2 separate regions of the Homo sapiens genome follow, and region 2 is linked to region 1. Evidence: read pairs that join two places in POLR2A ChIA-PET (ENCODE). Cell type or tissue: CD4-positive, alpha-beta T cell. All regions are shown on one strand. Links, peaks and the distances in the headings refer to the core of each region. The heading gives the core; the rest is flanking DNA. Region 1 overlaps UNC13A (unc-13 homolog A). Region 2 overlaps COLGALT1 (collagen beta(1-O)galactosyltransferase 1).

Region 1 (12,378 bases), core at 2,392-10,391:
GGGGGTGGAAGGGGGAGAGAGGTGGGAAGCATGGGGAGCGGGGAGAGACGAGCCAGTGAGAGGTGAGGATGGAGGAGTGTGTGTGGAGGGGGCAGGGGAGGCGCGGAGAGGGGACGGCGAGTGAGAGGGAGGAAAAACAAGAGAGAGAGAAACGTCAGCTGCAGACAGACGGAGAGACAGACAGCCTCCTGCTCCAGGGACACCAGGGACACTAAAAGCAGCCAGGACTGGAAGGGAAGCTGAGCTCAGAGACCCAGCGCCCACGGAGGGCCCTTGGGCTGGCTGGATCGGGGGAGAAGGGGGCCGTTGGAGGCCACAGGGCTTTGCTCCCCTCGCCCCAGGCTGGGTGTCGATGGCGATTCTCCCTCCCCCTCCTGAGTTCAAGCCGCCAAACTTCTTCCCCTTGTCGGGACCAATTTTGAAAAGGGGGGGTCCCCAGGGAATCCTGCCCTCCATCCAGCCCCAGCTGCCGTGTGTGTGCGCTCAGAGAGGGACAGGAGACCGAAGCAAAATACAGAGAGAAAGAGAGAGTTTGAGAAATGGGAACTCCCTCTCCGTCCACCCTCCCCCACCAAGTCGAGGTCCCTCCCGCCCTCGGAGCTGTCAATCATTCCTTAGCCCCATGACATCACAGAGGTCCCTCCTCAGGGGAGTTCAACCACTCTCTGGGACCATGACGTCAAAGTTCCCACCCATGGACCTGCCAATCATTCCTTGACCCCTTGACATCAGAGGTCCTGCCCATCCTGAGCTGTCAATCACTCCTGAAGTCTCCCAGAGCTGTCAACGATTCCCTGGACCCATGACTGTCCAGGTCCCTCAGGAGCTGACAATCATTCATTGGCCCTGGGACACCATTGATTTTCCCAGGAGATGACAATCACCTTGTGGCCCTACGACGTCACAGGTTCCACACCTAAGAGTCATCAATCCTACCCTGGTCCTTGATGTCAAAGACATTCCATCCCAGAGCTGTTAATCATTGTCTGGCCCCAGGACATCACAGATTTTCCCAGGGGTTGACGATCACCTCCAGGCCTGTGACGTCAGAGGCCCCGCCCCCATGAACCTTTGATCGCTCATTGGTCCCTGGACTTGGTGCAGAGATGTCAATTCCGCCCCATCCATGACGTCACAGGGGAGTGAGCCAATGGCAGCCGTTCAGGCTTGGGGCGGGGCTGTCTCCGCGGAGCGGGAAAGGGTGATGCGGTCTGGGTACCCTTACCCTGGGCCGATTGCGTCTGTACAAAGGTCTTGATTAGCAGGTCGGTGGCCTGCGTGTAGAGCGACAGGGCATAGCGCAAGGATTGCAGGTCCGGGCTCTTCTCCAGGAAGGTCTTCTTGAGGCCCACGCCACCCGCGTGGAAATATTGCTGGGGAGGACAGGGTGGGGAGAGGTGAGGATGGTGGGAACCTCTACCCACTCATAGGGCTGGGTAGCCCTGCTGTCCCCACTCCCAATTCTTCCCGCTACTACTTTCTCACCTCTTCCTTTGCTTTGCCTAGTGAACTCCTATGCATTCCTCAGAACCCACCTCTCACATGCCGTCTTCCAGGAAGGCCTGGCTTCTCCCACCTTGGGCTCGCCCAGCCCCCATCCTTCCCTCTACCCTTCTACACCTCAAGAAATGCCTGGCACGAGGTCCTTTACATCCTTCCCTCTACACCTTCTCACTCTTTGGGCTCCCCCAGCCCACATCCTTCCCTCTACCCCAAGCCTAATCCTACAAGGCTGAGAATGTCTGTATCCAGCAGTCTTCCCCGACCTGGGGCTCCTTAAGGCTCCAGCATTAGCCAGCCCAGCTCTGGCACAGACAGGGGAACGAGGGAGTGTCCATAAATTGAACAAATTAATGTGGGTCCGAGGCGAGCCTAAGTCCATGACCACAGCAGCCACACCCTCTACATCCCCCACCTGGGATGGGGAGGGGTAGGGCCTCTCACCTTGATGGTGTCCAGGGCCAACTCAACAACCGCGCACTGCTTTGGGGTCAAGCTCTTGGCTTCTTCTCGTACCATGTGATCCTGGATGGATGGGGAGAGGGGCCATGTGGGTGGAGTGGGCTCCACCTTTGGAATCTGTGTCTATGGGTCTCATCCCTGTTCAACTTGGAGGAGCTGGGCTGAGGGTCTATGTTTTCATCATCCCAGCACCCAATATGTGACTGGTACACAGCAGGTGCTCAAAAAATATTGGTTGAATAAATGACTTGCCCTCTTGATCAAGCTGTACCTGAAGCTGAACCATTCACATCTTTCTGACACACTGGGGAGCAAATATCTTGTGCTTCAGTGAGTAGAGTTTCTGTCCTTTGAGCCTGTAATGCATGTCATCATCCTGGGACCCCTCCCCCAGGATGGTGGCAACCTGGAAGCCACATGAGTTTGGGGGGCAGTCCCTCACGCCATAATCTATCCCCACTCCTCACCTTGAGTTTGGACAGCTGACCCAGCTCCTTGGCTGCATTGAAGATCATCTGGGTTCCCTGCAGGTAACAACATACAGCTGGGTGAGGGCAGGGGTGCTACAGCTGACACTCCAGCCCCAGAGACCATCTTGGTTCTTGCCCAAAGGCTCTGGGCAGGGCAATAATTGTGTCCCAGGGACAGAGGTCTGGAATTCCCCAGGAAGAACTGAGGAGGATGTGGTGACCTTGTCCCTGAAAATCCCGGTCCTGTGAGGATAGTCCCCCACCCTCTCAGCCCCACCCAGGCTTGTGTAACAGGAGAAACAGACAGGGACCAGACTGTGAGGGGCAGTGGGTTGGGGGAGCCTCAGACGGTGGTGTTTGTGGGTGTGGGCAGGGTTTCCAGGGAAAGGGAGCTTTGGGAACACAATAGGCTAGGCTGAGGTTGCAGAAAATGGCTCTGGTCAAACACTTCCTCCTCCTCAAGGAGCATCCCCTCTGCAGGGAAATTTCCCCTGTAATCTGGGAGGAATTTCAGTCTGATTTTTCTTTTCTTTTTTTTTTTTTTTGAGACAGAGTCTCCCTCTGTTGCCCAGGCTGGAGTGCAGTGGCATGATCATAGCTCATTGCAGCCTCAAACTCCTGGGCTCAAGCAATCCTCCCGCCTCCCCAGTAGCTGGGACTACACGTGTGAGCCACCATATCCAGCTAGTTTTTGAAATTTTTTTCATAGAGATGGGGTCTTGTTGTGTTGTCCAGGCTGGTCTTGAATTCCTGGGCTCAATCGATCCTCCTACCTCAGCCTCCCAAAGTGCTGGGATTACAGGCGTGAGCCACATTGCCAGCCAGTCTGACCTTTTAAAGGAAAAATCCTCCCTCTATACAAACACCTCCATATCCGTCCTCCACCCCACCCCCAAACAGACACTAGCAAGATGGTGATGTGGTGATGGCTCTGACAAGCCAGATGGGCCTGGGTTCAAATTGCAGTCCTGCTGTGTGGCCCTGGGCAAGGCACTTAACCTCTCTGAGCCTCAGTTTTCCCATCTAGATGAGGAAAATTATATCCACTTTGTGGCTTAGTCTGGACTGAACAAGTCTTTGCTCAGTGTTCGCTAATTATCACTTGGTCTCAAAGTCACGGGCAATGCTAAGGGAGACGGGGTCCCAGCCTGGAAGGCATGTGTCTAGCCTCCTCTGTCACTGCTGGATGGCCCCAGGCTTGTCCCTGAATGCTCTGAGCCTCAATTCCCACTGTGGCTAACAGGGATACCCATGGTAACTTGGGGGACAGGGTGGGGCTGAGTATTGAGGTAACAAGTCTTGTCTTACTGGGTCCTGGGGTGGTCTGGGGGTCCTGGGTGAGGCTAGGTGGGGAGGGGGCCCATTTACTGTGGAAATATTTGGAATTATGTTCATAGTCTACCAGCTGGCCATCTGGTCATTCCTAGAGGTATTACTATTATCATCTTGGCTGTTACTATTCTTATTTCTTGTCTGTGATCCTGAGGTTCTTACAAGGCACAGTTACTCAGGGGTCCAGCGGACTGGGCCTCAGTTTCCCCTGCTGCACCCACCTGTAGTCTGGCAGGGCTCAGGGGCCTTCCTGGGTACCCTCTGCCCTACCCACCAACCCCCCACCCACCACCCCCCACGAGCAAGCCAGACAGACAAAGGAAGAAGAGACCAACAGACAGGTTCACAGTACGCCCTCGGACGGCACGAACCACAGAGGTGGAAGGGGGCACAGGGGTGGGGTGGGGGGGAGTGGGATGGGAGCCAGACAGACAGTGAGAGGCCGGTCTTACGTCTGAGTGGCTTGGCAATTTCACCCTGCCCTGTGGAGAGAATCAGGTGGAGGTCAGAGTTCTGGTGACTGTTGGGAGGATACTCAGTGGGACTTCCCTGCCCCCTCAAAGCACAGTCTCACTTCCCAGCCCAGGAGCTCCTCCCCAGGTCCTGGGTCTAATGGTGGGCCCCCTCCCCAGCTAGCACCTCCTCTGGTCCCCTAGCAGGGGTTTAGAGGTCAGACTCCTTGACTGCCAGCACACTCTCGGGGTACCCAGGAGGCTGGAAGCAGCCTCATCCCACAGTCAGCCTGCCCCAGGATGGGGCACCTGGGGAGGTGGGGAGATGAGACAGGGCTAGGAATCTGTCTCCTCCTCCATTCCCTAAGGGGCTGCCCCTATATCCCAGCACCCAAGTCTACAAAAAACATATTAACATATACTGTAAGTTCACTCAGTGCTGAAGAACCCATACACTAAACTACATACGTGCACTCCTAAACACTTGCAGGCACGTACACAATTATATCACACACAAAAACCCACACACCCTTCTTGACCCCACACGGATTCACATCCACATATAGGGTGCCTGGGACACTGAATGTGCCCCGCAAAGGGCTGGCAGAGAGAGTACGGAACCCCTGTGACCCACATTCACAAAGCTAAGACTCCATTTGTAGACACAAATGTACAACGATATCTTCTGCACAAGTGTACAGCAAGACAGCTGCTTGCGTGTTGCTGTAGCTCCCATCTCCTTAACAACAAACACCCATTAGCACAGCAACAAAAAGAAATCTACGTAAAAAACAACACGTCTCAGTCCAGGGTGGTGATCTAGCGTGTAGGCTCCTCAAGAAGGCACAGAATTTCAGCTGAGCCCAGGGCTCAGATGAGCCCTGTGGGTATTGCTGTGGGAGGATGGGAGCTGTTTGTGCACACACATTAGTTCACATGTGGACACACACACTGCACGTTCTGTCCCTGGAGAATCACTTCATCTCTGACTTCTGGTTTTGCAGGACTTGGTTAGGAGAGCTATCTCCTACCCACGACCCCCAGCTGCCCTTCCTGCCCAGGTGCACAGACGCACACACATGCACACACATGCCCAGACACTGGAGCTCAGGGCCTCAGTGAGACGAGGCCCTCATTACCTTTTCTAATCCCTTGCCATGTTTTCTCAAGAGGTTCCCCTGCAGAGATAATGTCACAGGGTGATCAACCTGGCAAGTCGTGCAGGGTGGGAAGCTGGGATGCTCACAGGAATATTCATGGGGATGGGGGAATCCACACTGCACAGGGTACTGGTGACTGGGTTGCATGGGGATAGTGTGTTTGTGTGTGTGTCTGTGTGTGTGCACACACGTGCATGCGCTTTAGTGACTCACTCTTAAATGGTGTGAGAGGCAGAGACAGGAAAGAGAGAGAAAGATACAGATACAGAGCTAAAGAAAGTCAGAAAGAAGGGAAAAAAGCCACTGCCAAAATATAATCCATTTACATTTACTGTACACATGAGACTCTTGGTTCTTGGGTTAACAGGAAAGCAAATGGGCTGCATATTCAGACAGATCTGAATTTGAATCCTGATTCTGGCATATATTTACTATATGACCTTGAACAAGTGACTCCTCTCTGAGCCTCAGCTTTCCTCATCTGCAAAATGGGGATAATAATATCCACCTCACTCAAAGGGTTATCATGAAGGTGAGCTGAAACAGGAGCTATGAGAAGGCCTGGCATATGGGGAGTCATTAAATGCGAATTCCTTTATTCCCCCTGCCTACAAATGCATTGCCTGTGGTTGGGTATGCTGCCACCAAGTGGTTATAGCCAAAGACCCAGGCTGCAGCTACCAGGAAGTAAGAGCCCTTGTAAACTTTTAACAAAGTGAAATCTTGTAACAGCCTTGTCTTGCCCACAAAGGGAAAATCTGAAGTTGTTTTGTCTCTGCTCTTACACATGTCTGCATATCACCACCACCACCACCACCACCACCACCACCATTAGCTCTGCCTCTGGGCCGGTCACTGAGAGTGCAGTGGCGCGATCTCGGCTCACTGCAACCTCTGCTTCCTGGGTTCAGGCAATACTGAGATGAGTATTTTAATGCATCATGCCATTTGGTTCTTAGAACTACCCTCAGGGAGGTGATGCAATGAGCCCCATTTTCCAGACAAGGAAACAGAGGCTGGGAGGTCAAGTGACTTCCCAAGGTCACAGAGAGAGACAGTGGCTGGGCTAGGATTTGACCCCAAGTCTACCTGACATCAAAGCCATGACAAAAGTCTCCCACTTGGGCACCTGGGTGTATGTCTGGGATTGGTGTGTGTCGGTGTGGATGGCGGGAGTTGGGTAGACAGGGTGGTGGGGTACCAAGGAATGGTCTGGAGCATGGAATTTCAGAGGAATCAGAAGTAGAGACCCTCATGGTGAGGACCTGCATTCTGGGAAGCTGCTGACAGTTCAGAGCCCAAAGAGGAGGTCAGAGGAATCCTGGGGTTGATCCTCTTTCTAGCTTCAGGGCGTCTGGTGACATCTGGGCACGGGAGCAAGGTTGGATTCTACCCTTAGACGGCAGGTCCGCTGCGAAGGAGGAGCTGGGCTTGGGGTTTGGGAGTGGGTAGTGGGGCTCCTCTGGACTTCAGTGGGACAGGGAGGGTGGGCGTGGTCTCCCTCCCTCCCAGCCCCGCCCCCTCCCCATGCCCCGCCCCAGACAGACACAGGCACATCTAGGCGGGAGGGAGGATGGTGGGTGAGGAGGGGGCGCTGGGTGGGTGGGGAGAGGGGTGCAGCGACGCGGTGGGCCGAGTCCAGACACAGAGAGGACGGACAGACAGACGGACAGACGGGACTCTACTTACGATCATCTGTCATCCGTGATGGGGGCGGGGCGGTGGGGGAGGGGGGAATAAGGTACCATGAGTCTCCCGGGAAGGCCAGGGAGGGGGCAGAGATGGCAGCACGGAGGGGCAAGACCCCTGCCCCAGCCCAGCCCAGAAGAGGTGGAAGGATGGGAAGTCCGAGCCTCCCCGACCATCGTCGCCCATCTATGGCCCCCGCTCACCCTCCCCAAGCCTCCGTGGTCCACCTGGGAAAGACCTCCCCACTCCCTAATGTGCCCACAGCCCACATGCCATTGCTGTCCTCAGGTTCTTGATGCCTCCCGGAGGGACCCACGCCCAGCTACATCCCTCTACAGATGTTTGGGTCCCCTTGGTCCCTAGAGATTATGGCCTCTGGTCTATCGGTCCTGGTCTCTGGATGGCCAATGATCTCTGCTTGACCTCTCTGACCTTGGATGCCCTCCATGACCTCTGGCTGACTTCCAGGAGCCCCTTGGTCTATTGATCTCTGATGTCTGAAGTCCATGGTGTCTCCCCTCTTTGGCTTTTGAATGAGCCCCAAAGCCCTTAGAAAAACCCATTGATGTCTATGCCTTCTCTTTTTTTTTTTTGTTTTTTTGAGAAAGGGTCTCGTTCTGTTGCCCAGGCTGGAGTGTGCAGTGGCGCCATCTCAGCTCACTGCAGCCTCTACCTCTTAGGTTCAAACAGTTTTCGTGCCTCAGTTTCCCAAGAAGCCAGGATCACAGGATCACACCCAGCTAATTTTTGTATTTTTAGTAGAGACGAGATTTCACCATGTTGCCCAGGCTGGTCTCGAACTCCTGACCTCAAGCAATCTGCCCGCCTCGAGCCTCCCAAAGTGCTGGGATTGCAGGCGTGAGCCACGGTGCCTGGCCAATGTCTATGCCTTCCGTGGCTCAAGGATAACCTTGATCCCAAAATTGACCTGTTTTCTAGATGACCTCTGACCTTTGAAAGCTATTTTGACCTACATGTGACCTCTATGACTTTAGTGGTCTCTTGACTCTACCTGATGTCTTTGACCCCAGAGAAAATACAATGGACTCTGAATGACCTCTTTAACTCTTCGATGATCTTTAACCCCTGTGTGAACTCTCTGACCTCTGAATGGCCCCCCACTGACCTCTGGTGGCTTCCATGACCCTTGAATGGCCCTTGAGCCTGGATGACCTCTCTGAGACCGGATGCCTTTGTTCTTACCCCCCAGCCTCTAGGCACCAAGTTTTCTGGGCTCTCGCCAGGGAGGTGGCCTAAATGTCCCCTCGGGCCCCCTGCAGGTCTCACCGTCTGGTCAGTGAGGGGCGGCAGGACGATGGTTTTCTCCATGGTGTTCATAACCAGCTTCCACAGCTCCTTCAGCACTCGCTTCAGCACAGTCTTCTCACAGATTTTGGCAAAGAGGGTCAGGCTGGGGACGAGGGGCAGGTCTGAGAGAGGGCCCAGCTCGCCCCCACCCACAGATCACCTTCCCTTAACAGGTGGGCAAGGCATTCCACAGATAGGAAAGAGGGCCCACAGCCTGTACAGGGACCCCTGGGTGGTTTGATGGGGCTATGATATCTGATGCATGAAGAGAAGAGTGAGTGGTGGTTGGACTAGTCAGCAGGGACCAGATGGGAAGGGGCCCCAATGTCTGGGAGGAAGGCTTGGGTTTTATCAGGATGGGGGTAGTGGGGAGCCATGGAGTGTTCAAGAGGGAGACACAGCCAGACTTTCATGTTTGAAAGAACAGTGTGGGGGATGAACCGAAACAGGAAGGATGGAGATCAGGGACTATGAGGGAGAAGGCCATGCCCAAGAGGAACAGGAGGGGAATGGTCAGAGGAGGGCAGACTTGAAAGGGAAAACAGCAAAGAGATTGTGGTTGGATGGATAGGGGTTGAAGGAGACAGGCAGTCCACCAAGATCCATCCACCAACTGATCCAGTCACCCACCAATCCATCCCTCCCCCAGTGGTCCTTAATTCTCTATTTCTTTTTCTATCCATCCATCCATCCATCTGTTCATCCATCCATCCTTCCATGCATCCTTCTACCCATCCATCCACTTATCCATTTATCTATCCATCCACCTGTCCATTCATCCATCTGTCCATCCATCTATGCATCAAAACATTTATTCATCCATCCAAATATTTCTCACCTATTAATCCATCCATCCATCGACCCACTCATCCACCCACCCCCCCATCTGTCCAACCATTTATGCATCAAAACATTTATTTATCCATCCAAATATTTATCCACCTATATCTATCCAGCATCCATCCATCTACCCACCCACCCATCCAACCATCCATTCATCCATCCACCCATCTGTCCATCCATTTATGCATTAAAACATTTATTCAATGATCTAAATATCTATTGACCTATCCATCCATCCATTCATCCATCCATCCATCCAGCCAGCCAGACAGACATCTATGCATCAATCCATCTATACATCAAAACATTTATTCATTCATCCAAATATTTATCCACCTATCTATCCATCCATCTACCCACCCATCCATTTATTCATCCATCCACCCATCTGTCCATCCATTTATGCATCAAAACATTTATTCATCCATCCAAATATTTATCCACATATCCAACCATTTATCCATCCATCCATCCATCCATCCATCCATCCATCCATCCATCGTCCATCCAACCATCCATCAAGCCAGCCTGCCAGACATCCATCCATCTAAGCATCAATCCATCTATGCATCAAAACATTTATTAATCCATCCAAATATTTACCCAACTATCCACCCATCCATCTTTTTAAAACATCTATCCTCCCTCTATCCTTCTAAACATTTATCTTTTAATCCATGCGTCCACCCACCTACCCATCCCTCATGTCACCTATTCATCCACCATTCATTCATCCACACAAATATTTACTCACCAATCCTTCCAATTATTTACCCACCCAACTTTCCATCCCCTTCATGCCACCATCTACTCAGCCATCCAACTATCCAGTGACCACCCAGCAAACATTCCCTGCACACCCTCTCCAGCCAGTCCCTGGGTCTCTATGGCCCTGCCCCAGCCCCTCCCCGGCCAGCCCAGTCCACCTGGCCCAGCTCACTTGCTGTCCAGCAGGTCCATGATGGGCTGCAACACATTGTCCGCGTCCTGGGCCACGCTGCTGCAGGCACTGGCTGGCACATTGCCTGTGCCCTTAACCTGGCTAAGGATGTCACCCATCTGTTTGACACACTCTTCAATGTGCGGCTGGAAGCTGGGGACACAGAAGGGAAGGGCTCAGACCACAGGAAGGGCTGGATGAGGACACAGATGCTGATCTGTGGTCCTTGAGGTCATATCATTTGCATCACAGCACATAACCGAGCAAGAATGGAGAACAGGCCAGATGCGGTGGCTCACGCCTTTAATCCAAGCACTTTGGGAGGCCAAGGCGGGCGGATCACGAGGTCAAGAGATCGAGACCACCCTGGCCAACATGGTGAAACCCTGTCTCTACTAAAAATACAAAAATTAGCTGGGTGTGGTGGCATGCACCTGTAGTCCCAGCTACTTGAACCCAGGAAGTGGAGGGTGCAGTGAGCCGAGATCGCGCCACTGCACTCCAGCCTGGTGACAGAACGAGACTTCGTCTCAAAAAAAAAAAAAGAGTGGAAAATAGTAACTGCAGAACCAGGCAAAGGGATAAGACATTTGCCCGCATTGTTCATTTCATTCTCAAAATCCTACCCAGGTACTATTATTGTCATCACCCCAAATTTACAGAGCAATAAAAAAAAAAATAAGGCTCAGAGAAGTTAAGTGACTCACCCAAGGCCACACAGCTAGTAAGCAGTAAAGCCAAGATTTGAACTCAGCCTTGTCTAACTCTGAGCCTGCAATCTTCACCTCTACATCTGCTGAGCCTCCAGATGCCCCAGGCTTAGAGGGCTGAAGGCTGTTCCCTCCCCACTGCCCCCAGCCCTGGAGATGCTCCCACCTGGTAGCAAACACCCGGCTGAGCTCATCCAAGACGTTATTGAGTTTCACCTGAAGCTCCTTCAGGATGTCACTGGCTTCAGCATCCAGCTAAGGAGGGAGAAGGGACACCAGGCCAGGTTCAGTAAGTATCCACATGTACTGGGCATTTTCTCATCTGACCCAGGGAAAGGGATCCCAAGGGGCTGCAGGGGAAACTGAGGCACAGACCGTTATGCTGCAAGCCTGGGTTTAAGGCCATGGTTGAGCTGGAATTCATCCCCAGGCCTGGTGGCATATGAGCTCAGGGGCCTGCAGGGACACAGTGGTGGGGGTGCCCCATCCCTTCTCCAGCCCTGCCTCGGCCCTGCCTCACCTCCTTTCCTCCCATGGCTTCGAACATCTTCTCCAGCTGAACTCGTAGCTGTTGAGTGTTATTCATGAGAATGCAGGGCTGTGGGTGGGAACAGAGAGGGGAGTCAAGCCTCAGGACCTCTCCCCAGAGCCTCCCCTACCCACCGCCAGGGACCTTGGGATGGTTTCAGGGTCTGGGTCTGGAGGAAGCTGGGGTCCCATGGGGTCACCTGCAAATGGAAGGGAGCTTTTGTGCTCAGGTTCCTGGGCGTGTTGTTGGGGCGGGCATCTCTGGGGACTGGTGGGGGCAAGGAGGACTCAAGTAATCCCACGACCCCAGGCCTGGTGGGGGGTCCATGAGAGGGGCTGGGAACTCTGGGAGTAGCAGAGTTTCCTGCAAGAGCCCAAAGCTTTGCAGCTCACACCCTGAAGGCTTCATTTGCAACAGCCAGACAGTGACACACTGAAGGCGTGTGCCCTCACCCCGAGATATACACACGAGACCCCCCCCACAGATACACACACTCAGACATGCACAGCCAGACACAGCCATAGACACACACTCACACCACGCACATTCAACACCGCCATACCAAACCTGGTGAGACACACCCACCCAGACGTGCACAAACACACACACACACTCACACTATATGCAGTTAACTCAGCCAGACAAAACACGGTCACACACACCCAGACATGCACAGCTGGACACACACACAAGCATACACACACTCACACTATAACCAGTTAACACAGCTAGATAAAATATGAGACACACACCTAGATGTGTTGTATAGTTGAACACACATACTCACACATACATACACTCACACTATACCCGGTTAACACAGATGAAACATGGCTAGATACCCACACTCAGATATGTACAGACACACACAGATACACACATTCATGTTATACCCAGTTAACACAGCCAGACGAAACACAATCACACAGATACACACACTCATGTTATACCCAGTTAACACAACCAGACGAAACACAATCACA
Region 2 (12,378 bases), core at 1,749-9,748, 54 kb before region 1:
ACTACAGATGCTTGCCACCATGCCCGGCTATTTTTTTTTTTGTGACGGAGTCTCACTCTGTCGCCCAGGCTGGAGTGCAGTGGTGCGATCTCAGCTCACTGCAAGCTCTGCCTCCCAGGTTCATGCCATTTTCCTGCCTCAGCCTCCTGAATAGCTGGGACTACAGGCGCCCGCCACAACACCCGGCTAATTTTTTGTATTTTTAGTAGAGACAGGGTTTCACCGTGTTGGCCAGCATGGTCTCGATCTCCTGACCTCGTGATCCACCCGGCTTGGCCTCCCAAAGTGCTGGGATTACAGGCGTGAGCCAGCGCGCCTGGCCCGACTAATTTTTTTTGTATTTTTGTAGAGACAGGGTTTCACTATGCTGACCAGGCTGATCTCGAACTCCTGACTTCAGGTGATCCACCCACCTCGTCCTCCCAAAGTACTACTGGGATTACCGGTGTGAGCCACTGCGCCTGGTCACAAAATTATATTTTTGTAACTGGGGACTTTGGAACCCATATTGGAATGTGAAATAGTTTGTCTAATGTTTTAAAATGATTGTTTGAAGGTCCCCCTTTCTCTCTCTTTTTACAAAAGCTATGGATGTTACTTGCAGGTAAAAAAAATAAATAAAAATATACGAGCTGGGTGTGTCTCACGCCTGTAATCCCAGTGCTTCAGGAGGCCAATGTGGGAGGATCATTTGAGGTCAGGAGTTCAAAACCAGCCTGGGCAACATAGTGAGACCCCCCCCATCTCTACAAAAACTAACAAAAAAAAAAAATTAGCCAGGTGTACTGGTTTGTGTCTGTAGTCCCAGCTAATTGGGAGGCTGAGGTGGGAGGATTGCTTGAGCCCAGGAGTAGGAGGCTGCAATCAGCCATGATTGTGTCACTGTACTCCAGCTTGGGTGACAGAGCGAGACCCTTTCTTAAGCTTCGTATATGTGTATGTGTGTGTGTATGTGTGTGCGTGTGTGTATACATATATACATATATACGTGTATATGTATATATATCTATATATGTATATAAACATATATACGTGTGTGTGTGTATAATATAGATATACATATGAAACAAGAAAGAAAAACATCTACTTTTTTTTTTTTTTTTTTTTTGAGATGGAGTCTCATTTTGTCACCCAGGCTAGAGTGCAGTGGCGCCATCTCGGCTCACTGCAACCTCTGCCTTCTGGGTTCAAGCAATTTTCCTGCCTCAGCCTCCGGAGTACCTGGGATTACAGGTGCCCGCCACCATGCCTGGCTAAGTTTTTGTATTTTTAGTGGAGATGGGGTTTCGCCATGTTGGCCAGGCTGGTCTTGAACTCCTGACCTCAAGTGATCACCTGCCTCAGCCTCCCAAAGTGCTAGGATTGCAGGCGTGAGCCACCGCCCCTGGCCAGCATCTAAATTTTAATTGTATCTCCTGGAGAGATTCACTTTCTCCTCTTTCTTGTTTGTTTTAATTGAAGTCAGTTCACATATATATTTATTTGTTTTGCAACCACCACCTCTAATTCTAGAACATTTTCATTCCCCAGAAAGAAAACCCTATTCCCATCAGCAGTCACTCCCCAACTCCCCATTCCTCTCCCCTAGGCTCTGGCAGCCACTAATCTGCTTCCTGTCTACGGATTTGTCAATGGAATGTCACACTATATGGCGTTTCGTGTCTGGTTTCTCTCACTCAGCATTGAGTTTTCAGGGTTCATTACAGCCTGGATCAGTGCTTCCTTCCTTTGTATGGCTGACTCTTATTCCGTTGTCTGGGTGGACCACGTTATGTTGATCTCCTCATCCGTTGATGGACACACTTCAGTCACTTCCACCTTTTTTGGCTGTTGAGACTTTTTTTTTGAGACAGAGTGTTGCTCTGTCGCGCAGGTTTGCAGTGCAGTGGCACGATCTCGGCTCACTGCAACCTCCATCTCCTGGGTTCAAGCGATTCTCCTGCGTTAGTCTCCCGAGTAGCTGAAATTACAGGCATGTGTCACCATGCCCGGCTAATTATTTTTATTTATTTTTATTTTTAGTAGAGACGGGGTTTCACCGTGTTGCCCAGGCTGGTCTTGGACTCTTGACCTCATGTGATCTGCCTGCCTTGGCATCCCAAAGTGCTAGGATTACAGGTGTGAGCCACTGCACCCGGCCTGGCTGTTGGGATTCTGACATGAACATGAGCGTACAAAGACCTGTTTGAATTATCTGGGCATGGTGGTGCGCGCCTGTATTTAATCCCAGCTACTCAGGAGGCTGAGGCAGGAGAATCATCTGAACCTAGGAGGTGGAGGTTGCAGTGAGCCGAGATCACACCACTGCACTTCAGCCTGGGTGACTGAGCAAGACTCTGTCTCAAAAACAAACAAACAAACAAAGAAGCTGTTTGAGTCCTTTCTTTCAATTCTCTTGGTTCATACCTAGGAATGGAATTCCTGGATCATGTAGTAATTCTATGTTTAGCTTTTTGAGGAACTGCCACAGTGATCTGGCTGTTTGTTCTGCATTAATATTCAAAGGTCACAGATTCAAACATCCAGAGGGACCGGATGGGGTGTGTAACATGACCACAGGGCTTGTCCTAAGACCCAGCCACCTCCCCTCTGCAACTGAAGGTTGCCATGTGGAAATGGTATTCTCACGTTGCCAGGGGATACTGGAATTCTAGTTTTTGTTGTTGTTCATGGCAGTTAATCCAAATATTCTAAACGATACTGCCTGGGTAACAGAAAGCATCTCTGTGGACCAGCAGTAAAAGAAAAAAAATCCAGACCGGGCACAATGGCTCACACCTGTAATCCCAGCACTTTGGGAGGCCGAGGCAGGCGTATCACTTGAAATCAAGAGTTCGAGACCAGCCTGGCCAACCTGGTGAAACCCCATCTCTACCAAAAAATACAAAAATTAGCCTGACGTGGTGGCATGTGTCTGTAATCCCAGCTACTTGGGAGACTCAGGGAGAATTGCTTGAACATGGGAGGTGGAGGTTGCAGTGAGCCGAGATCACGCCGCTGCACTCCAGCCTATGCAACAGGAGACGCCATCTCAAAAAAACAAAAACAAAAACAAAAAACCTTCTGGTAGTTCTGTGATATATCATGACTTCTGTGTCTTTACATCCTGGTAGAGGGGGAACGTCCGGACCTAATCATTTTCTATGTGTGATTTTATATATATATATTTAATTTTAGTCTAGGTGCAGTGGCTCAGACCTGTAATCTCAGAACTATTGTAGGCCATGGGGAGGATCGCTTTGAGCCCAGGAGTTCAAAACCACCCTAGGCAATGTAGAGGGATCCTATCTCTACAAACATAAAAATAAAAATGAAAACATTATCTAGGCATGGTGACGTGTGCCTGTACGCTCAGCTACTTGAGAGGCTGAGATGAGAGGATCACTTGAGCCCAGAAACTCCAGGCTGCAGTGGGCTACGATTACACCATTGCACTTCAGCCTGAGTGACACAGCAAGATGCTATCCCTTTAAAAAATAAAAAATGAAGAAAAAGTAAAATAGTAGGCCAGGCATGGTGGCTCATGCCTGTAATCCCAGCACTTTGAGAGGCCGAGGTGGACGAATCACATGAGGTCAGGAGTTTAAAACCAGCCTGGCCAACATGATGGTACCCTGTCTCTATTAAAAATACAAAAAGTTACCCGGGTGTGATGGTGCACGGCTGTAGTCGCAGCTACTCGGGAGGCTGAGACAGGAGAATCGCTTGAACCCAGGAGGCGGAGGTTGCAGCGAGCTGAGACCATACCACTGCACTCCAGCCTGGGTGACAGAGCGAGACTCCGTCTCAAAAAAAAAAAGGTTTTGCTACCTTCTTGCTCATTGGTTGTTCATTTATTTCTCAGGGCTATCTCAGTGCCTAGAATTTTCTTTGAAGGAACTGAAGACCTTTGCTTTATTTCCATGATCCAGGGGATCCTGCAGGCCCCCAAAACGGGGTCCCTGCTTCATTTCATCCGGTGTAGGGGGTGCTTCCAGAGGTCTTTGCCAGACCCCCAGGGCACTGGCCTTTGCCCCAGCTGTTCTGAATGGTAGCCTGACCTGGCAGCCCATGCTGATGCTTTGTGGGGTGTTCTGCAGTTTGTAGATGCGGACAACCTGATCCTCAACCCTGACACACTGAGCCTGCTCATCGCTGAGAACAAGACGGTGGTCGCCCCCATGCTGGATTCCCGGGCTGCGTACTCCAACTTCTGGTGTGGAATGACTTCCCAGGTAGAGTGAGGGCCTGGGGACTGTGGGGACTGGGCTGAGCAGGGGGGTGCCGTGGCTAGAGTGTAACTTACTGTCACACAACCTCGTGGTGTGTGTTTTACAAAAATCATCATGGAAGCTGGGCACGGTGGCTCACACCTGTAACCCCAGCACTTTGGGAGACTGCGGCAGGCGGGTTGCCTGAGCTCAGGAGTTTGAGACCATCCTGGGCAACATGGTGAAACCCCATCTCTACTAAAAAAAAAAAAAATTACAGAAATTAGCCGGGTATGGTGGCACATGCCTGTCCTCCCAGCTGCTCGGGAGGCTGAAGCATGAGAATCACTTGAACCCAGGAGGCGGAAGTTGCAGTGAGCCGAGATCACGCCACTGCACTCCAGCCTGGGTGACGGAGTGAGACTTGGTCTCAAAAACAAAACAAAACAAAAACTCATTATGGTAATCTTTAAACAGCCCTCTGAGGCCAGACAGGAGGGAAGAATAGAGGGTCCTTGATTGTCCCCCACCATGCTATTCCAGAGGTGGAAACAGAAACACAGAGAGGAAGTGACTTGCCTAAAGTCACACAGCTAGCAAGTGGTGGTGTCAGGATGGGACTTCAGGCATGGCTTGATCCAGGTGTTTGGATAACTGTCTTTCTCCATCCTTTGGGTGGGTTCATTCTCAGACAGCTTGAGAGTGATCCCAGCAGCGTCTAGCCATCATCCATTCTGATTGGGCCATTGCTAGTCTCCTCTCCACACTACCTCTGAACTCATTACTGAAGCTGGGAAAATACAAGGCTCTTTCTTATTGGCCATGCCTGGCCACAGGTCCCACACTGGGCTTGAGTCTGGGGTCCTGGGACCACAGGCGCACACTGCTGTGCCTGGCTGTCTGTCTGGTCCTGTTTCATGCCGCCCACTATCACGGGTCTCCATCCTCACCTTTCAAGACCCCTACGCGGAACTCTCGCTCTCTCCCCACAGGGCTACTACAAGCGCACACCTGCCTACATCCCTATCCGCAAGCGAGACCGCCGGGGCTGCTTTGCAGTTCCCATGGTGCACTCGACCTTCCTGATCGACCTGCGGAAGGCGGCGTCCAGGAACCTGGCCTTCTACCCACCTCACCCTGACTACACCTGGTCCTTTGACGACATCATCGTCTTTGCCTTCTCCTGCAAGCAGGCAGGTACGTACATGAGGGGTCTGCCATCGCAGGGGCATCTGCCTGGTTCTTTGGGTTTTGCACTAAGCCAGTTCAGAACACACTGAAGATTCACAGAACCCAAACAATGCAGCGCAGGGCTGACTTCAGGTGCAGCTGTATCTAGGTGTTCAGATAATGTCTCCAGGACCCCGTTTCTCTCCAGCCCTGGCTTTGCTGGTTAGCTTCATTCCCTAGCTCTTTAAGATCTATTGGTTGGTCAGGCAGAGTGGCTTATGCCTGTAATCCCAACAATTTGGCAGGCTAAGGCGGGTGGATCATTTGAGGTCAGGAGTTTGAGACCAGCCTGGCCAACATGGTGAAACCCCATCTCTACTAAAAATACAAAAATTAGCCGGACGTGGTGGTGCTACTGGGGAGGCTGAGGCGGGAGGATCACTTGAATATGGGAGGCGGAAGTTGCAGTGAGCCGAGATCATGCCACTGCACTCCAGCCTGGGCAACAAAGTAAGAATCCTTCTCAAGAAAAAAATACCTATTGATTGCATGTTACTATTATTTTTTAATTTGTGTAAATTTATGGAGCACAAGTGTAATTTTGTCACGTGCATAGATTGTGAAGTGGTGAGTCAAGAGATTTTAGGGCATCCATCCCCAAATAATATACATTGAACCCGTTACACAATTTTCCATGATCAACCCCAAATGTTATTTCAATCTTCATACTTTTCTATATTCTCCCAATTTTCTTTTGTTTTTTTTTTTTGAAGTAGAGTCTTGCTCTGTCACCTAGGCTAGAGTGCAGTGGTGCGATCTCGGCTCACTGCAACCTCTGCCTCCTGGTTCAAGAGATTCTCCTGCCTCAGCCTCCCAAGTAGCTGGGATTACAGGCATACGCCACCATGTCTGGCTCATTTTTATATTTATAGTAGAGACAGGGTTTCCCCAGGTTGGCCAGGCTGGTCTCAAACTCCTGACCCCAGGTGATCCGCCCACCTCGGCCTCCCAAAGTGCCGGGATTACAGGAGGGAGCCACTGCACCTGGGCCATTCTCCTAATTTTCTACAGTTGAGCATATATTAATTGTTTAATTGGGAAAACAAATATTTAAAGAGACAGCACAGCCTCATGTTGACTTGTTGTTTACTGGAAACCAGAGGTTGGCAAACTGACCTGCAGGCCAAACCTGGCCCACTAATTACTTTTTTTTTTTTTTTTTTTTTGAGACGGAGTCTCGCTCTGTCGCCCAGGCTGGAGTGCAGTGGCCCGATCTTGGCTCACTGTAAGCTCCGCCTCCTGGGTTCACGCCATTCTCCTGCCTCAGCTTTCCGCGTAGCTGGGACTACAGGCACCAGCCACCAGGCCCGGCTAATTTTTGTATTTTTAGTAGAGACGGGGTTTCACTGTGTTAGCCAGGATGGTCTTGATCTCTTGACCTTGTGATCTGCCCACCTCGGCCTCCCAGAGTGCTGGGATTACAGGCGTGAGCCACCGCGCCTGGCCCCACTAATTACTTTTATATGGCCACAAGCTAACAACAACTTTTATATTTTATTTTTATTTTTTTAGAGACACAGTCTTACTCTGTCACCCAGCCTGGAGTGCAGTGGTGTGATCGTAGCTCACTGCAGCCTCAACCTCCTGGGCTCAAGCAATCCTCTCATCTCAGCCTCCAGACTGGCTGGGGCTATAGGCACCTGCCTACATGCCCAGCTAATTGAAAAAAAAAATGTTTTTGTAGAGATGGGGTCTTGCTATGTTGCCCAGACTAGACTTGAACTCCTGGCCTTAAGTGATCCTTCCCACCTCAGCCTCCCAAAGCGCTAGGAATACAAACGTGAGCTACGGTGCCTGGCCAACAATTTTTACATTTTTATTATTTATTTATTTATTTGACACAGGGTCTCCCTCCGTTGCCCAGGCTGGAGTACAGTGGCATGATCTCAGCTCACTGCAACCTCCACCTCCCAGGTTCAATTGATTCTCCTGCCTTAGCCTCCCTAGTAGCTGGGACTACAGGTGTGCACCACCACGCCTGGCTAATTTTTGTATTTTTAGTAGAGATGGGGTTTTGCCTGTTGGCCAGGCTGGTCTCGAACTCCTGACCTCAGGTGATTCACCCGCCTCAGCCTCACAAAATGCTGGGATTACGGGCATGAGCCACCACACCCGGCCAATTTTTACATTTTTAAATCACTGGGGAAAAGAATCAAAAGAAGAAGAATATTGTGACACATGAAAACTGTATGAAATTCAGATTTCATTGCCCATCAATAAAGTGTCATCAGTACCCAGCCAAGCCCATTCATTTAAGTGTCGTCTGTAGCTGCTTTCAAGTGCCACAGGCAGAACAGAGTCATTGAGATAGAAACCGTCTGGCACACAAGCCTAAAATACTTACCACCTGGCCCTTTATAGAAGAAATTGACCAATTAAAATTAAAAGAGGCCGGGTGTAGTGGCTCATGCCTGTAATCCCAGCACTTTGGGAGGGTGAGGTGGGTGGATCACATGAGGTCAAGAGTTTGAGGCCAGCCTGGCCAACATGGTGAAACCCGTCTCTGCTAAAAATACAAAAATTGGCTGGGCATGGTGGTGGGTGCCTGTAGTCCCAGCTACTTGGGAGGCTGAGGCACAAGAATTGTTTGAACCCAGGAGGCAGTGAACGGAGATCACACCACTGCAATCCAGCCTGGGCGACAGAGCGAGACTCTGTCTCAAAAAAAATAAATAAATTAAATTAAAAGAGCATCATTGAGTTTTTTAGTCTAAAAAAGATACACACTTGGCTGGGCTCAGTGGATCACTTGAGGTCAGGATTTCGAGACCAGCCTGGCCAACGTGGTGAAACCCCACCTCTACTAAAAAAAAATACAGAAATTAGCTGGGTGTGGTGGCGGGTGCCTGTAATCCCAGCTACTTGGGAGGCTGAGGCAGGAGAATTGCTTGAACCCCAGAGGCGGAGGTTGCAGTGAGCCGAGGTGGCACCACTGAACTCCAGCCTGGGCGACAGAACGAGACTCTGTCTCAAAAAAAAAGATACACACTCATCAAAATTTAAACCATCCAGAAAAGGATAGATGTAGAAGGAAGTAACTTAACTCACATTTTGTCAAACTTTCCTTTTTGTGCCTCAACATGCATTTTTACTGTTTTTTTTTTGGGTTTGTTTTTGAGACAGGGCCTTGCCCTGTTGCCTAAGCTGGAGTGCAGTGTGCCATCATAGCTCATGGCAGCCTCAAGTCTCCTGGGCTCAAGTGATCCTCCTGCCACAGCCTCCCGAGGAGCTGGGACCATAGGCAGGTACCACCATTCCCAGCTAATTTTAAAATTATTTGTAGAGCCGGGCGTGGTGGCTCATACCTGTAATCCCAGCACTTCAGGAGGCCAAGACAGGTGGATCGCGAGGTCAGGAGATCGAGACCATCCTGGCTAACATGATGAAACCCCGTCTCTACAAATACAAAAAATTAGCCAGGCATGGTGGCATGTGCCTGTAGTCTCAGCTACTAGGGAGGCTGAGGCAGGAGAATCACTTGAACCCGGGAGGCGGAGGTTGCAGTGAGCCAAGGTAGTGCCACTGCACTCCAGCCTGGGAGAGTGAGACTCTGTCTTAAAAAAAAAAAAAAGTTGTTTGTAGATATAAGGTCTTGCTCTGTTGCCCAGGCTGGTCTCAGACACCTGACCTCAAGCGATCCTCCTGCGTTGGCCTCCTGAAGCCGTGGGATGGAAGGCATGAGCCACTGGGCCTCGCCTGTTTTTACATTTGTCTGTTGCTTCCCTGCCCACTGCAGAGGTTCAGATGTATGTGTGCAACAAGGAGGAGTACGGATTCTTGCCAGTGCCATTGCGCGCCCACAGCACCCTCCAGGATGAGGCCGAGAGCTTCATGCATGTGCAGCTGGAGGTCATGGGTGAGTCTGCCTGCACACCGCCCTGGGAGGTGCCAGGTTGCCTCCCTTTCACTGATGTCTCAAATCCGTCCCATGAGCACTGACTGAGTGCCAGGCAGATGCAAGTCCCTGTGGGGGGTGCTGGGTGCAACGGCACGTGTGAACGAGGTGGAGGGTTGTGTCTGCTCTCACAGAGTGCTGGTTTGCAGGTAGCTGTACACAGCATGCTTGGGGTTGTCGGGTGGGCTTCCTGGAGGAGGTGGCATTAAGGGGCAGGTTGAGTAGGAGTTCACCATAAAGGGGATTGCAGCAGGAGGTGGTAGTGTGGGCAAAGGCCGGGAGGCTGGAAGGGACGTGAACCTGGGGAACAGGCAAGGTCAGTGATCCCCTGGGGCTGGTATCCAGGGCCAGGGTGGATGGCCTCAGAGACCAGGCTGAGGAAGGGACCTTCCCCCTGAGGACAGTCAGGAGCTATAGAGGACATGAAAACTGAGAGGACAGCAAGTTTTCACTAAAGAACTGCATGTATAGGCCAGGCATGGTGACTCAAACCTGTAATTCCAGCACTTTGGGAGGCCAAAGTAAGAGGATTGCTTGAGCCTAGGAGTTCAAGATCAGCCTGGGCAACATAGTGAGACCCCATCTCTATATTAAAAAAAATTTTGGCCGGGTGCGGTGGCTCATGCCTGTAATCCTAACACTTCGGGAGGACGAGACGGGCGGATCACAAGGTCAAAAGATGGAGACCATACTGACCAACATGGTGAAACCCTGTCTCTACTAAAAATACAAAAAAAATTAGCTGGGTGTGGTAGCGAATGCCTATAGTCCCAGCTACTTGGGAGGCTGAGGCAGGAGAATCACTTGAACCTGGGAGGCGGAGGTTGCAGTGAGCCGAGATCGTGCCACTGCACTTCAGCCTGGCAACAGAGTGAAACTCCGTCTCAAAAAAAAAAATTTTTTTTTAATTAGTCCGACATGGTGGCACATGCCTGTATTCTAGCTACTCAGGAGGCTGAGGTGGGAGAATCCTTTGAGCCCAGGAGTTGGAGGCCGCAGTGAGCCATAATCGTGCCACTGCACTACAGCCTGGGCAATAGAGTAAGTCTGTCTCAAAAATAATAATAATAAAAAATAATTATCCCAGCTCTTTGGGAGGCCAAGGTGGGCGGATCCCTGGAACCCAGTAGTTTGAGAATATCGTGGGCAACATGGTGAAACCTTGTCTTTACCAAAAAAAAATAACAAAAATTAGCCAGGCGTGATGGCACACACCTGTGGTCCCAGCTACTCGGGAGGCTGAGGCGAGAGGATCCCTTGAGCCCAGGAGGTCGAAGCTGCAGTGAGCCAAGATTGCTTCACTGCACTCCAGCCTGGGCAGCAGAGCCAGACCCTGTATCAATAAATAAATAAATAAAACTTTAAAAAAATCCATGAACTATGAAACCAGCAGCCGTCCCTCTAAAACTGGAGGAGCACGCAGGGCTGAGCTGTAATTGAGGTTGTCTAGGGATGATGCTCCCATCTCAGCCATTGCTAATGTGGGCCTCGCCCTGCACTGGGCGCAGAAAGCCCTGCCAAAGCCACTGCCATTCCCACCACTGCGTAGATGGAGACTGGGTGGGAGGGGTGAGGCCTCTGTCCCGGGGCTCAGTTTCCCCAGCCTTACCGATTTCTGAACGAGTCTATCTGCGGCTCCCCCTGGTGGCTCAAGATGGAATAGCACCCTGCCCTTTGTGTTTTGGGGAGACTTTTTTTTTTTTTTTGAGACGGTGTCTCACTTTGTCACCCAGGCTGGAATGCAGTGGCGCATTCTGGGCTCACTTGAAACCTCCGCCTCCTGGGTTCAAGCGATTCCCCTGCCTCAGCCTCCCGAGTAGTTGGGATTACAGGTACCTGCCACCACACCTGGCAAATTTTGTATTTTTAGTAGAGACGGGGTTTCACCATGTTAGCCAGGCTGGCCTCGAACTCCTGTCCTCAGGTGATCCACCTGCCTCGGCCTCCCAGAATGCTGGGATTACAGGCGTGTGTCACTGCGCCTGGCCTGGGGGAGACTTTTGAGTCTTTTTGAGGTGACACCTGGAGACTGCACAATCACTGGGGCAGGCCCCCCACAACACCCAAGAGTGGCATACTTAGGTGTCCAGGTCCCACCCGGCTACAGTTGGGGGTGGTGGGTCTCCATTTATCACCAACTCCCATCAGAAACGGGCCTGAGAAGCGTCTCTGTGGCTACCAGAGTTTTCCCAGTTTAAGTTCTCACATATATTTGTGTTGTCATTTCCTTTTTTTGAGACAGAGTCTCGCTGTTACCCAGGCTGGAATGCAGTGGCAAAATCACAGCTCACTGCAGCCTCAACCTCCTTGACTCAAGCGATCCTTCCACCTCAGCCTCCTAAGTAGCTGAGACCACAGGTGCATGCCACTACCATGCTCAGCTAATTTGTTAATTTAGGTTTTTGGTTTTTTTGGTTTTTATTTTTTTGAGATGGAGTCTTGCACTGTCGCCTGGGCTGGAGTGCAATGGTGCGATCTTGGCTCACTGCAACCTCCGCCTCCCAGGTTCAAGTGATTCTGCCCCACCTTCCCAAGTAGCTGAGTTTAACAGGCGCTTGCCACCACGCCTGGCTAATTTTTTGTATTTTTATTTTTATTATTTTTTGTTTGTTTGTTTTTTTTGAGACGGAGTCTCGCTCTGTCTCCCAGGCTGGAGTGCAGTGGCCCGATCTCGGCTCACTGCAAGCTCCGCTTCCTGGGTTCACGCCATTCTCCTGCCTCAGCCTCCCGAGTAGCTGGGACTACAGGCGCCTGCTACCACATCCGGCTAATTTTTTGTATTTTTATTGGAGATGGGGTTTCACTGTGTTAACCTGGATGGCCTCGATCTCCTGACCTTGTGAGCCACCTGCCTCGGCCTCCCAAAGTGCTGGGATTACAGGCATGAGCCACTGCGCCCAGCTAGTTTTTTGTATTTTTAGTGGGGACAGGGTTTCAGTATGTTGGCCAGGCTGGTCTCGAACTCCTGACCTCATGATCTGCCCACCTCAGCCTCCCAAAGTGCTGGGATTACAGGCATGAACCACTGTGCCCGGCCTTCTTTTTTGCTTTTTTTGGAGATGG

The links. ChIA-PET counts read pairs that join two places held together with the same protein. Peaks named below come from ENCODE experiments on the same cell type or tissue, not always from the same donor. Only the 100,000 strongest peaks of a DNase experiment are listed, where the experiment ranks them.
Region 2: POLR2A ChIA-PET joins it to region 1 with 6 read pairs; 2 of 35 experiments call an interaction of 5 or more read pairs at or near these places.

The regions. Positions count from the first base shown.
Region 1 is chr19:17,616,477-17,628,854 of GRCh38, forward strand. UNC13A (unc-13 homolog A) reads right to left here. Exons shown (of 44, transcript NM_001080421.3): 32 at 11,387-11,464; 33 at 11,033-11,121; 34 at 10,157-10,309; 35 at 8,353-8,476; 36 at 7,066-7,071; 37 at 5,356-5,394; 38 at 4,217-4,246; 39 at 2,430-2,486; 40 at 1,945-2,025; 41 at 1,226-1,373. Among named protein-coding and RNA genes, the nearest start is that of UNC13A, 66 kb to the right of the region's middle. In CD4-positive, alpha-beta T cell, for the core only: no CTCF peak of the experiment used is centred there; a DNase peak (open chromatin) is centred at 6,025; H3K27me3 peaks cover 850 bases.
Region 2 is chr19:17,563,327-17,575,704 of GRCh38, forward strand. COLGALT1 (collagen beta(1-O)galactosyltransferase 1) reads left to right here. Exons shown (of 12, transcript NM_024656.4): 4 at 4,080-4,214; 5 at 5,183-5,387; 6 at 9,157-9,276. Among named protein-coding and RNA genes, the nearest start is that of COLGALT1, 14 kb to the left of the region's middle. In CD4-positive, alpha-beta T cell, for the core only: no CTCF peak of the experiment used is centred there; no DNase peak of the experiment used is centred there.